2 separate regions of the Homo sapiens genome follow, and region 1 is linked to region 2. The links are chromatin contacts, found by Hi-C in ENCODE. All regions are on one chromosome and are shown on one strand. Each heading gives the region's core, a stretch centred on a gene start or an enhancer-like site at or near the end of the contact. The rest is flanking DNA. Distances are from core to core; before and after follow the strand shown.

Region 1 (5,645 bases), core at 143-2,642, 630 kb after region 2:
TTTGGGAGACTGAGGTGGGAGGATCACTTGAGGCCAGGAATTGGAGACCAGCCTGGGCAACATGGTAAGAGTCCAGCTCTACAAAACACACACGCACACACACACACACACACACACACACACACACACACACACCAAAAACAACAGAAAACATTAGCCAGGCATGATGGCACATGCCTCTGGTCCCAGCTACTCGAGGGGGCTGAGTTGGAAGGATTGGATTGCTTGAGCCCAGGAGGTCGAGCCTACAGTAAGCCGTGCAGGAGGTCGGGCTACAGTGAGCTGTGCTTGTTGACCAGGCTTGTCCAGCCTGGTCAGCAGAGCGAGACCTTGTCTCAAAAACAAAACAAAAACAAAACAAGAAGATCCCCCTCCCCCCAAACTCTGCCCAGTGGCCTGACTACCAACATCCATATACAAGACAGGAGTAGGGTCAACTCCTTCCTATCAGTCACCCCTTAGTGAGAATCAGCTGGCCAAGGGGCCTCCTGCAGAGCTGATGTGTGCTTGAATGCCTAGGGCCCACGGGGATGGGGTGTGGAAGCTTCAAGCTGGGACTCAAAACAGAGTTGCCAAGGGAAGAGGAGTGGGCGACCCGAGCCCCTGTCATCAGTACTTTCACTTGGGCTGTCAGTTTTGATCTGCTTGCTTGTCCGTTTTGTCTGGGGCAGGGTCGGGTAGTTGTTTAGAGGAGGCTCAGAGGTTAAAAGTCTCAGGCAAGTCATGTCAGGGGTTGGGAGCCAGTGCTGCTGTGGCAGCAGTACAGAGAAGAAAAGATAAGCTCCCCAGCCCCGCAAGAACCTCAGCCCTGAGGCCGGAGACACAGATCTGGCCCCTTGCAATCAAGTCATTTGCATCTGACCTGGGGTCAGGCCCCTCCATGCAGGAAGTCCCCTTTCTTATCTGCAAGTCAGAGGAGGGTGAGTTCCCCAGGCTTTCAACAGGTACTTCCCCCGGCAGCGGGAAGCCCAGGAGCCCGATCAGGACCGAGGATCTCACCCCAACCCCTGCGTTTGGGCCCCGGGGTCAGCTGAAAGTTCCCCTGGAATAAACACTTCGGGTCCAGCATGCCCCTCTCCCCACTCCCGCAACGATCTTCCGAATTCAGACGCAGAGAGGGCCCGCGAGCAGAGCGGGAGGTGGTCGGAGGCGGAGGAAGGGGAGATGGGCAGAGGGTGGGCCCAGGGACCCCCAGACAAGGCCTGGACGCGGGGTTGGAGGAGGAGGCGGAGGCTGGCGGGAGGCGAGGGGCAGCCCGCAGAGGAGACGCGCTTCTCGGCAGCAACGGCGTCTGGAGCCGGGAGGGGCGGAGGTTTGGGGAGGGGGAGGGAGGGCGGGGGAGGGGAGGGACGGACGGCGGCGGAGGTGGGGCCGGCGGGCTGGCGGGCGTGCAGCTGCCGCCGGCGTCGCGGGGCTCCAGGCTGCGGGGCGGACGTAGCGCCGAGCGATCCACCGCGGAGCCGCGCGAGGCCGCCCGAGCCCCAGCCCCGGCCCCGGCCCCAGCCCCGGCCCCGGCCCCGGCCCCGGCCCCGGCCCCGGTCCCGGCCCCGAGCCCCGAGCGAGCGCCGCCGCCTCGCGCTGCGGGTCCCCGGACGCGCCGCCACCGCCGGGAAGGCAGCCGGCGCCGGGCAAGTTGCGAGCGCGCCCCTCCGACCAGGAAAGTTTCCCCCCGGCCGCCGGCGGGATTTGGCGCGGGGTCCGGCAGCCGCCGCTGGAAGGTATGGGGCTCCGCACCTCCGTGCCCTCCGCACGCCGCCGCCGCGCCCCCGGGGACCTGGGGACCCCCCCGCGCGCCGCCCCGGGGGTGCTGCTGGACGCGGCGGGGAATTGGGGTGGAGTAGGGATCCCAGGACGGAAGCCCGGCAACCAAGTTCCACTCAAACTAGCACGCGGGGGCTGGGGGGCCGGGGACGGTCTCCACCCCGTGCCTGCCCGGAGTCCGCTGAGGGCCGGGGGCTGCGCCCAGGACAGGTGCAGAGCCGGTGGGCTCCCAGTGCTCCGGGTGGAGGAGTGGGGGCTTCTGGAGAACGGCGCGGGGTGGCAGGTGTGGTTACAAGGTTCGGGGTTTCGGCCAGGGCTGCGCCCGGAAAGGGGCTGCTCGCCACGCCACCCGGTAAGACAGTGAGGGACCAGGGACTGGGAGCGGCGATCGGGGCCGGGAGGGCTGTGGGGCCCGGCAGCTGCATGGAGGGCGGGCTGCCTTTGGGGTCCCTGGCAGCGGGGCGGGGCGGGGCGGAGGCGCCACTCGTTCCTCCAGGACCCCCCTTATTCCTTAGGTGTGTGCGGTTTGGGGAAGTGGAGACTCCATGGAGTGCTGGGTGGGTGGGAGGCTCGGGCACGTCCAGATTTAGGGGGCAGTGGGAGCCAGTTGGGACGGTGCTCGGCTCGGGTGGGATCGCGCCGGCTCCGGGTCCTGCTGGAGTGAGGTGACTGGGCTCCCGCCAGGGGGCGCACTGCCCCGGCCCTCGCCAGCAGGAAGCGCGTTCTGGCTCCTGCGAGGCAACCGCGCCGACATCCAGGACGCAGGGACCACAGACACCCAACTTACGCGGGGTCCCGCCCCGAGGAGCCCGCCCTACACTAGCCAGACGGGGGAGCGGGACCAAGAGTGAGGCGAAAGGTTCACAGTTATAACTGCGCCGTGGGCTGGAAAGGCTAGGAGTCAGGATGTGATTTTTCTCGGGAAGGCTGCCAGGGCAAATGGATGAGTAAGAAATTTACCCCCAGAAAAAGATGTAAGAAACTACAACTGCGAATTGGTGCAGAGAGAGTGGGTTGGGGAATTAACTTTTTGACGGTTTTTGGAGTTGCAGAAACCCAAACCCCAAAATGCATGCACCCTTTTTGTAAAAGTTGCACCTTTGTTTCCTGGATCTGGTCGAATCCCTGTCTGGTGAAGGCAGGATGGGGGTCTTGGGGTATCCTCTCTCTGGGCACAAGTAAACTGGGAGGCACAGGGCGGGCGGTGGGGGATGGGGCCTTAAAGACTTCAGCAGTCCAGGCAGAAGTGTTAAATTTCTCAGCAGTCAACGAGCCCTGGCCCCCACCCTCATCCCCTGGGTCTGTGGTCTCTAGGCCACATTCTTCTGGTCATTTCACAATTATTGGTGGAAATCTGCCCTGGGTCCCAGTTGTCTGGCCTCAGGGTCCCTGTATGTTGAGTCTGTGTGTCTGTGCCTTGGGAAGTCGACGGCTGCTGGCATCTGTGAGGACTGTCATCTTTGTCATGTGCGGGGCTAACATTGAAGGGACATTGGAGGGACTATTGCCTCATCTTTCTCTCCAGTTCCCTCCCTCCTCCCATCACCCCAAGTGAGTGCAAAGGAGCAAATCATAGATTGTGCCGTGGCCTCATTGTGGTTGGTAGAAGTTTTCATCTTTCTCTTAGCTGGTAACCTGTGCTCCTTGGGCAGCCCCCCTCCTGCTCCCATGTCCTTAATGTCCCTTACAAAGGTGGGGGAAATGGGGGTCCCTGAAAGAGATGAGGTTCCTCTGTTCAATGTAGTCTGCCACATGTTTTTGTTGGATGCTACTGAAATGCTCCAGGACAAAGTTGCCATAAAGACAGATCAGCATGATTTTTATTTTGAATAGAAGAGGAGGAGGAGAGAGGAGAGAAAGGAAAGGGTGGAGAAGCCTGCTGTGTCTGGATAGGTCTTTAAGACATTCCAGGGGGCTGGAAAACAAAAGAAGTTTTTTTTTGTTGTGTTTTGCTTTTAGTGACTCTTGTTTTTCTGTGGAGGGAAGCCTGCATGGACCAGCCCTGCCTTGGAACCTGCCTGGGAGCATGGGGCCCCTAGAAGGCCAGCGTTTCCCGTGTTCTGTCCCTCCCCTCTTCTCCCTACCCCCACCCCACTTTTCCTGAATTGGAGAGGGAGTTGAAGGTCCCCAAGGGCTACTAAAGTCTGTGTTTGGGCTTAAAGTATCTTGTGTGGGCTCAGTCTTCTCCCAGGCAAACTCCAAGATCTCTGATTTAGCAACATTTCAAGTCTTGGGCACTCTGTTTCCTTGTCTCCCTTGTCCCCAAACCCATTCAAACAGCCAGTATATGTGGTGCTTTTACCCAACCCCAGTCTGAAATGGTAGCACATCATTGAAAGCTCCAGGACACTTTCTAGAAGCCGAAGTTAGTTGGGTTTAGGATACCTTGGGGTTGGGTTTAGGACACCTTGGGCTGAGTCCAGGAAGGAACCCTCTGCCCTTTAAAAAATGAGATTTTAATGGTCTGAGGGGTGTGTTGGAGGGCAGGGTGCTGGGTAGGGACACAGGATTAATTCAAGGATGTGTGGGAGGGGGTGCCAGGAAGAGGGAAAATAGCAGATTTGAAATCTAGCTCTTCTGAGTCATCCGTGTGGCCTTGGGCAGGTTATTTCCCCTCTTGAGCCTGCTTCCTCCGTCTGTAAAATGAATATGTTGGCTGAGGAGATTCTGAGCTATCTTGCAACTTAGAGCAGGAGAGTCTAACCTTTTAGGGGGCTGGGCAGCCCTGCTCCATTCCTTCTGCCTTCCATTCAGTGGAAGGTGCCTCTCCGGGCTGGCTTGCCTCTCTCTGCCCGCCTGTACACAGCAAAATCCTGCGTTGAGTGAATGCAGCAGCTTCAGAAACCAGCTCCTGCCATCAGAGCTGAAGGACAAAGTGCCCAGCAGTTTTGGGTAGAGAGGGGAATGTCTGTAACCAGTCCCTGCTGGGAGCCCCATGTTAGTCTGCAGGCTCGCTCCCCACTCTTCTTGGGAAGAGCCCTTTCAGTTCCTGGGGTGCAGGTTTTAGGGACCTCTCCCTTTCCAGAGGGCTGCTTTTCTGGTCTATTTCATCAGCCATTGAGAGGGAAAATCAGGAACATTTGTTCATGCTCAGCTGGGGTGCAGCACAGGGAGGGGGCCTTGGAAACCAGCACTCTGGTCCCACTGAGCAGATGACGCCCATTGATCAGGCGTTTCTACCACCTGATGCCATTGAGCAAATGTACCAGCTTGGGCTCCTCCTGCCACCCGGGCTGGCACCTTGGACCTGCATTAGTGCTCCATCTGAGGGAGTGGGGGTGGATCATGAAACACTTTTTTTTTTTTTTTTTGAGAGACAGTCTTGCTCTGTCGCCCAGGCTGGAGTGCAGTGGTGCGATCTTGGCTCACTGCAACCTCTGCCTCCCGAGTTCAAGCGATTCTCCTGCCTCAGCCTCCCAAGTAGCTGGGATTACAGGTGTGTGCCACCACACCTGGCTAATTTTTTTTGAATTTTTAGTAGAGACGGGTTTCACCATGTTGGTCAGGCTGGTCGCAAACTCCTGACCTCGTGATTCACCTGCCTCGGCCTCCCAAAGTGCTGAGATTACAGGCGTGAGCCACTGCACTTGGCTTTTGAAACACTTTTTATAAAGAATGGGAGAGTAAGATGGTGAGCCTGTGTTTGCAGCTGGCAGGGCTGGTCTTTCATCTGGGTACTTGTTGTCTTAAGATTCAGCTCTTGCCCCTGGTCTGCACCCAAGACTGCTGGCTTAATTAGTGAATTCAACAACTTGGAGATGAGCAAAAACATGTTCACTGGTGGTGGGCAAGTGTGTACAAAAGGCAACAGGATGGAGCAGAAAGGTAGCTGAACTAGGCATTAGGAGACTGGTGTTCCAGCCCTGATACTGTTACAGATGGAG
Region 2 (5,310 bases), core at 469-2,968:
ACACGGCAAATTCTCATTTTATAAAAGAACAAAGGATTAATTAAAAACATACATGTTTAAAATACAGATAAATATGGAGAAGAAAAAAAGAGGCCACAATCTTCCAGACCAGATAGCTATTGTTGACTTATTTCAAAAAGTGAAAACAATATTCCCTGGGATAAGATAAATTTGGATACAGTTCCAGTGGTGATTGTCACTGCTCTCCACCCATCCAGTTCTCAAATGGGGTGGGTGTGTGCTACATTTTGTATCATTTGCAGGGGGGATTTGATTTGGAAAGCAGAGCAATGCCCCCTTGGATGTGGGGAAGCAGAACATGAGTGTCCCATCCCCAGAATGTCCTCATCCCAATCTCCCTAGATCTGTGACAAGCAGGCATTAACTCACAAAAATATCCCTGGAATCGAGGTTGCTGCCGGAAGCCTCTGTAGGTATCTAGTCTCAGAATCATCACTTTGAATATTTAAGCTATCAGTGACAACTTCCACCAGATGGCGCCAAAGTACATCTGGGACCAGAAGGGATTTGGATCCTGTAGCCAGACCCACAACTCTACCAAACCAACATCGCAGGCCCAGGGGTCATTTCATTAACCTCTCAATAACATCGCTCTGAATTTTAATTTAATTTTTTAGTTTCCACTTACTGCTTTATGACAGCGGTTTTAGTGTGCATGGATAGGGCTAAATCATGTAAATAATAGAGAAAGATACAAAACAAAAATGCGTTTTTTTTTTTTTTTTTTGGAGACAGGGTCTTGCTCTATCACCCAGGCTGGAGTGCAGTGGCACGACCACGGCCCACTGCAGCCTTGACCTCCTGGGCTCAAGCAATCTTCCTGCCTCTGCCTCCTAAGTAGTTGGGACTACAAGCGTGTGCTACGATGCCTAGTTAACTTTTTATTTTTTGTAGAGATGGGGTCTTGCTCTGCTGCCCAGGCTGGTCTCAAACTCTTGGGCTCAAGCGATCCTCTCGTTTAGGCCTCCCCAAATGCTGGAATTACAGGCGTGAGCCACCTTTCCTCGCCATAAATGCTTCCATTTCCGCCTCGACAACTACTCCACCTGAAGCTGTTCATTTCTTCTTGCATTCCTTCCAGAAAAAAGTTATACACATGCCTGAATATAAGCACCTACTTTATATATTTCTCCCTCTTGTTTTTGCATATGCATAGTTTACCTAAAAGTGACTTGCCCGCTGTTTTGGACTACGCTTTGATCTTAACTAATATCTTGGAGATATTTCCTTACCCAAATATATTGCACTATCTCACATTACTCAAATCAATCAAATTCCATAATTTATTTCGATTGTGTCTAGCATTTCGCTATGATTAGAAAGAATGCTGTCATGGAACTTTTTGACAAACATTGTTGAGAATATCCATAGGGCAAACTCCGTACAGAGAGCTTGTTGGAATGAAGGGTACCAGCATTTTCCGTTTGATGGATAGTACCAAATTGCCCTCCAGGAATGTTATACGCTCACCAGAACTGATTATAATAAAACGTCTACATATTTGTTAGTTTTATAAGCAACGCGTGGTGTCTCGTTTGGGTTTAAGGATTCTTTAATTATGAATGAGGCTGTCTGAGCATTTCACTGCGGAGCCTGAGCGCGCCTGCCTGGGAAAACACTGCAGCGGTGCTCGGACTCCTCCTGTCCAGCAGGAGGCGCGGCCCGGCAGCTCCCGCATGCGCAGTGCGCTCGGTGTCAGACGGCCCGGATCCCGGTTACCGGCCCCTCGCTCGCTGCTCGCCAGCCCAGACTCGGCCCTGGCAGTGGCGGCTGGCGATTCGGACCGATCCGACCTGGGCGGAGGTGGCCCGCGCCCCGCGGCATGAGCCGGTGACCAAGCTCGGGGCCGAGCGGGAGGCAGCCGTGGCCGAGGTAAGCGCGGCTCTCCAGGGCGGCGGCCGGGCGGGCGCTGAAGCGAGGGCTCGGGCCTCCGGGGGCCGCTGCTGGGTCGGGACAAGGGCCGAGGGAGCGCGGCCGCGCGGAGGCTCCGTGGAGGCCCGTGGGCTGCGAGAGGCCACCCCCAGCCCCGCCGGGGCTGTGACAATGACTGCCCGCTTTTGGAGCGCTCCGATTTCCACTCCTGCTTCTCCTTCTCCTCCGGCGGCGGCCGCGCTTTCAGCATCTTGGTACCCACCTGTTCTCCTAGCCAACCTTCGCCCCCAGTCCGCTCCTTCCTTTCCTCCTGCGACCCGCCCTCCGCCCTCCGCCGTGACCCCTCCCTTCCTGCTGCCACCTTCCCGCCAGCCACAGGGATCTGATTCCTCCCAGGGGGATGTCCTGCGCCTCAGGGTCCGGTGGTGGCCTGCGGCATCCCTTGCGGTGCCAGAAGCCGTGGGACGAGGTAGGGAAGGGGCCAGGGGCATGTTATGCCGGGGACTGGGTGGTCGGGGGCGTGTTAGGCCGGGGACTGGGTGACCGGGAACTAGATGGCCGGGGGCGTGTTAGGCCGGGGACTGGGTGGCCGGGGTCATGTTGGGCCAGGCACTAGGTGGCTGGGGGCGTGTTAGGCAGGGGACTGGGTGGCCGGGGGCCTGTCAGGACGGGGCAGGAGTATGTTAGACTGCGGACTAGATTGCTGGTGGCATGTTAGGCCAGGGACTAGGTGGCCCGGGGGTGTGTCGGGCCGGGGCCAGGGGCATGTTAGTCTCGGGACTAGGTGGCCAGAAGCACACTGGCTCTGGGCTTCAACTTGAAGTCCAGAGGTGTTTGGGGCTTTGTTACATTCGGTGGGAACCAGATCTAAACACACAATTTTGAGAATCAAAGAATTGCTTGGTGTTACTGATTGGGCAATGCTAATCTAGAAAGGTTCTTGACTTATTTATGTGAAGATATGGTCTTGAAATATGTACATTTAAATTCTTGTAAGTCTTAACTTCTTGTAAGTCAGGTAAGTGCTCTATGTACTTTAACTGGACTTAGTTTGTAACTTTCAGAACTCAAAGGCTATTCACTGTAATAAAATAGATGATTCAGTTTCCATCATTCACTTTCCCCGACTTCCTGGTTGCATGTGAGGGTATGAATGGATAATCAGTTTTGGGGCCAGACTGCCATGCTGTGAATCCTAGCTTTGGCATTTCCAGTTGTGTAATATTGGGCCAGGTACTTAAACTTTCTGTTGTACTATCCCCATCTGTAAAATGAGGGTAATAATAGCTTGGCTTATAGTGCTGTTATGAAGATTAAATAAGTTAACACTATAAAGTGCTTAAAACAGACCCTGGCATGTAGTAAGTGCTTAGTAAGATTTACATATTAATTATGTAATGACACACATTGTCTTATGGTATAATTCCCATGATTAAAAGGGCATTGTTTTTAATTGAAAATAATTTTTAGGGGCATTTAGCCATAACATAACTTTAATTATAAAGAATCCTATCAAGTAAGGCAATGAATTGTGGCTTTTTTTGCTTTTGCTTATATTTGGTTCCTCTGTTTTTCGGAATGGTTGGGTTAAGATCCAGTGTGGCAGTGGCCCCAGGAGTTCAGCTGTAAGGCCCTTTCTAAAAAGGTTAAGAAGAGGCCAGGCGCGGTGGCTCACGCCTGTAATCCCAACACTTTGGGAGGCCGAGGTGGGTGGATCACTTGAGGCCAGGAGTTCAAGACCAGCTGGCCAACATGATGAAAACTTGTCTCTACTAAAAATACAAAAAAATTAGCTGGGTGTGGTAGCACACGCTTGTAATCCCAGCTACTTGGGAGGCTGAGGTTGTAGTGAGTTGAGATTGTGCCACTGCACTCCAGCCTGAGTGACAGAGCAAGACTCCATCTCAAAAAATAAATAAATAAATAAATAAATAAATAAATAAATAAAATAAAAATAAAAAGGTTGAAACGACAAGAGACTGTGACTGAAAACATTGGACTAAGTGGATTGGCTATAACCTGAAGCACCAAGGAAAGATTATTCAGGCAAATTTTAGGAATAAATAATTCCAGGAACAGAAAATGCATCTCATCCTCACAATAGGTTGGGGTTAAAAGACTTTTCCAGTGACTCAGTGCTTGACAGCTAGCCAGATGATTCCAGTGTTTTGCAGGGGCAGGTTTGATGTGTTTCAAGGTGATAAAGTTTGTAGGGCTGAAATTCTTGTTTTGATCCAGGTTATGGTATTGTATGGAATAAACCTTCATTAGTAGAAGATTCCTTTCAGTCTGTCATCTTCCGGGGATTTTAACTTCTTGGTGGTAGGGAGCAGTCTCACTGGACAGAGAGATTATGACTTGTTTCCTCGGATGATGGTTTGGAGATACTCCATCTCTCTGTGCTTTGGCATGTGAAAACTGTTTTGGGAGGATTGGTTCTGTGTGTTACAGGGGTGAGGTTGGAGTGTCCTGAGTCGGGAGCACTGTCACTTCAGTCTAGGCTGGCAGTTTTACAAAAGGGGTCCAGTATAGCACAGGTTTATAAAGGCAGGGGTGCAGCCTGGGCACGGTGGCTCAATCCTGTAATCTCAGCACTTTGGGAGGCTGAGGTAGGTGGATTACCTGAGGTCAGGAGTTCAAGACGAGCCTGGCCAACTTGGCAAAACTCCGTCTCTACTAAAAAATACAAAAAATTAGCCGGGGATGGTGGTGGGCGCCTGTAATCCCAGTGACTTGGGAGGCTGAGGCACGAGAATCGCTTGAACCCAGGAGGCAGAGGTTGCAGTGAGCCGAGATGACACCACTGCACTCCAGCCTGGGCAACAGAGAGAGATTCTGTCTCAAAAAAAAAAAAAAAAAAGCAGGGGTGGGGAAAGTAATGGTGCTCTTTGGATGTGTTTGCATATGGTGGGTGGTGGGAGAGGAGGGTGTTCAGGGGTGGGTACAGAAAATTCAGAGTCTATGGAAATATCTAGCCATTCCCCCTCCTCCTTTGGAAATTCCTTCCTATTTAGGAAAGATAATAGTCAGAGGCCGTCACATATAATAACTCAAAACTTGGATGCTAAACCGTGTGCACCTATGGAACTGGGAAGGATACAGACATTTGTTCGTTCAACAAATATTTATGTTTATATTAAATATGTTCTATTTTCTTTTTTCTCCTTGGAGACAGGGTCTCCATTGTCGCCCAGACTGGAGTACAGTGACGCAGTCATGGCTCACTGCAGCCTCAACCTCCCGGGTTCAAGAAACCCTCCCACCTCAGCCTCCCAAGTAGCTGGGAGTGTAGTCGTGCACCACCACACCTGGCTAATTTTTGGGTTTTTTTTTGTTTGTTTGTTCGTTTTTGAGACGGAGTCTCGCACTTTCATCCAGGCTAGACTGCAGTGGCGCGATCTCGGTTCACTGCAAGCT

What was found. A loop is a pair of places that touch in the nucleus more often than their neighbours do. Pooled maps may share reads with other maps.
Region 1: a loop to region 2 is called in a pooled map, with 3 times the contacts of the local background. The contact joins the promoter of TSPAN18 here to the promoter of EXT2 in region 2. A Hi-C loop is called at or near these places in 4 of 50 pooled maps.

Annotation. Positions count from the first base shown.
Region 1 is chr11:44,725,570-44,731,214 of GRCh38, forward strand. It overlaps TSPAN18 (tetraspanin 18), which reads left to right and starts at 1,393. Exons shown (of 10, transcript NM_130783.5): 1 at 1,393-1,718. The region is part of intron 2 of TSPAN18-AS1 (TSPAN18 antisense RNA 1); the gene reads right to left. RefSeq lists enhancers at 1-781, 782-1,643, 1,010-1,179, 2,895-3,397, 3,398-3,898 and silencers at 1,370-1,519, 2,356-2,525.
Region 2 is chr11:44,093,960-44,099,269 of GRCh38, forward strand. EXT2 (exostosin glycosyltransferase 2) reads left to right here and starts at 1,719. Exons shown (of 14, transcript NM_207122.2): 1 at 1,719-1,893. RefSeq lists a silencer at 1,586-2,205 and an enhancer at 2,626-2,675.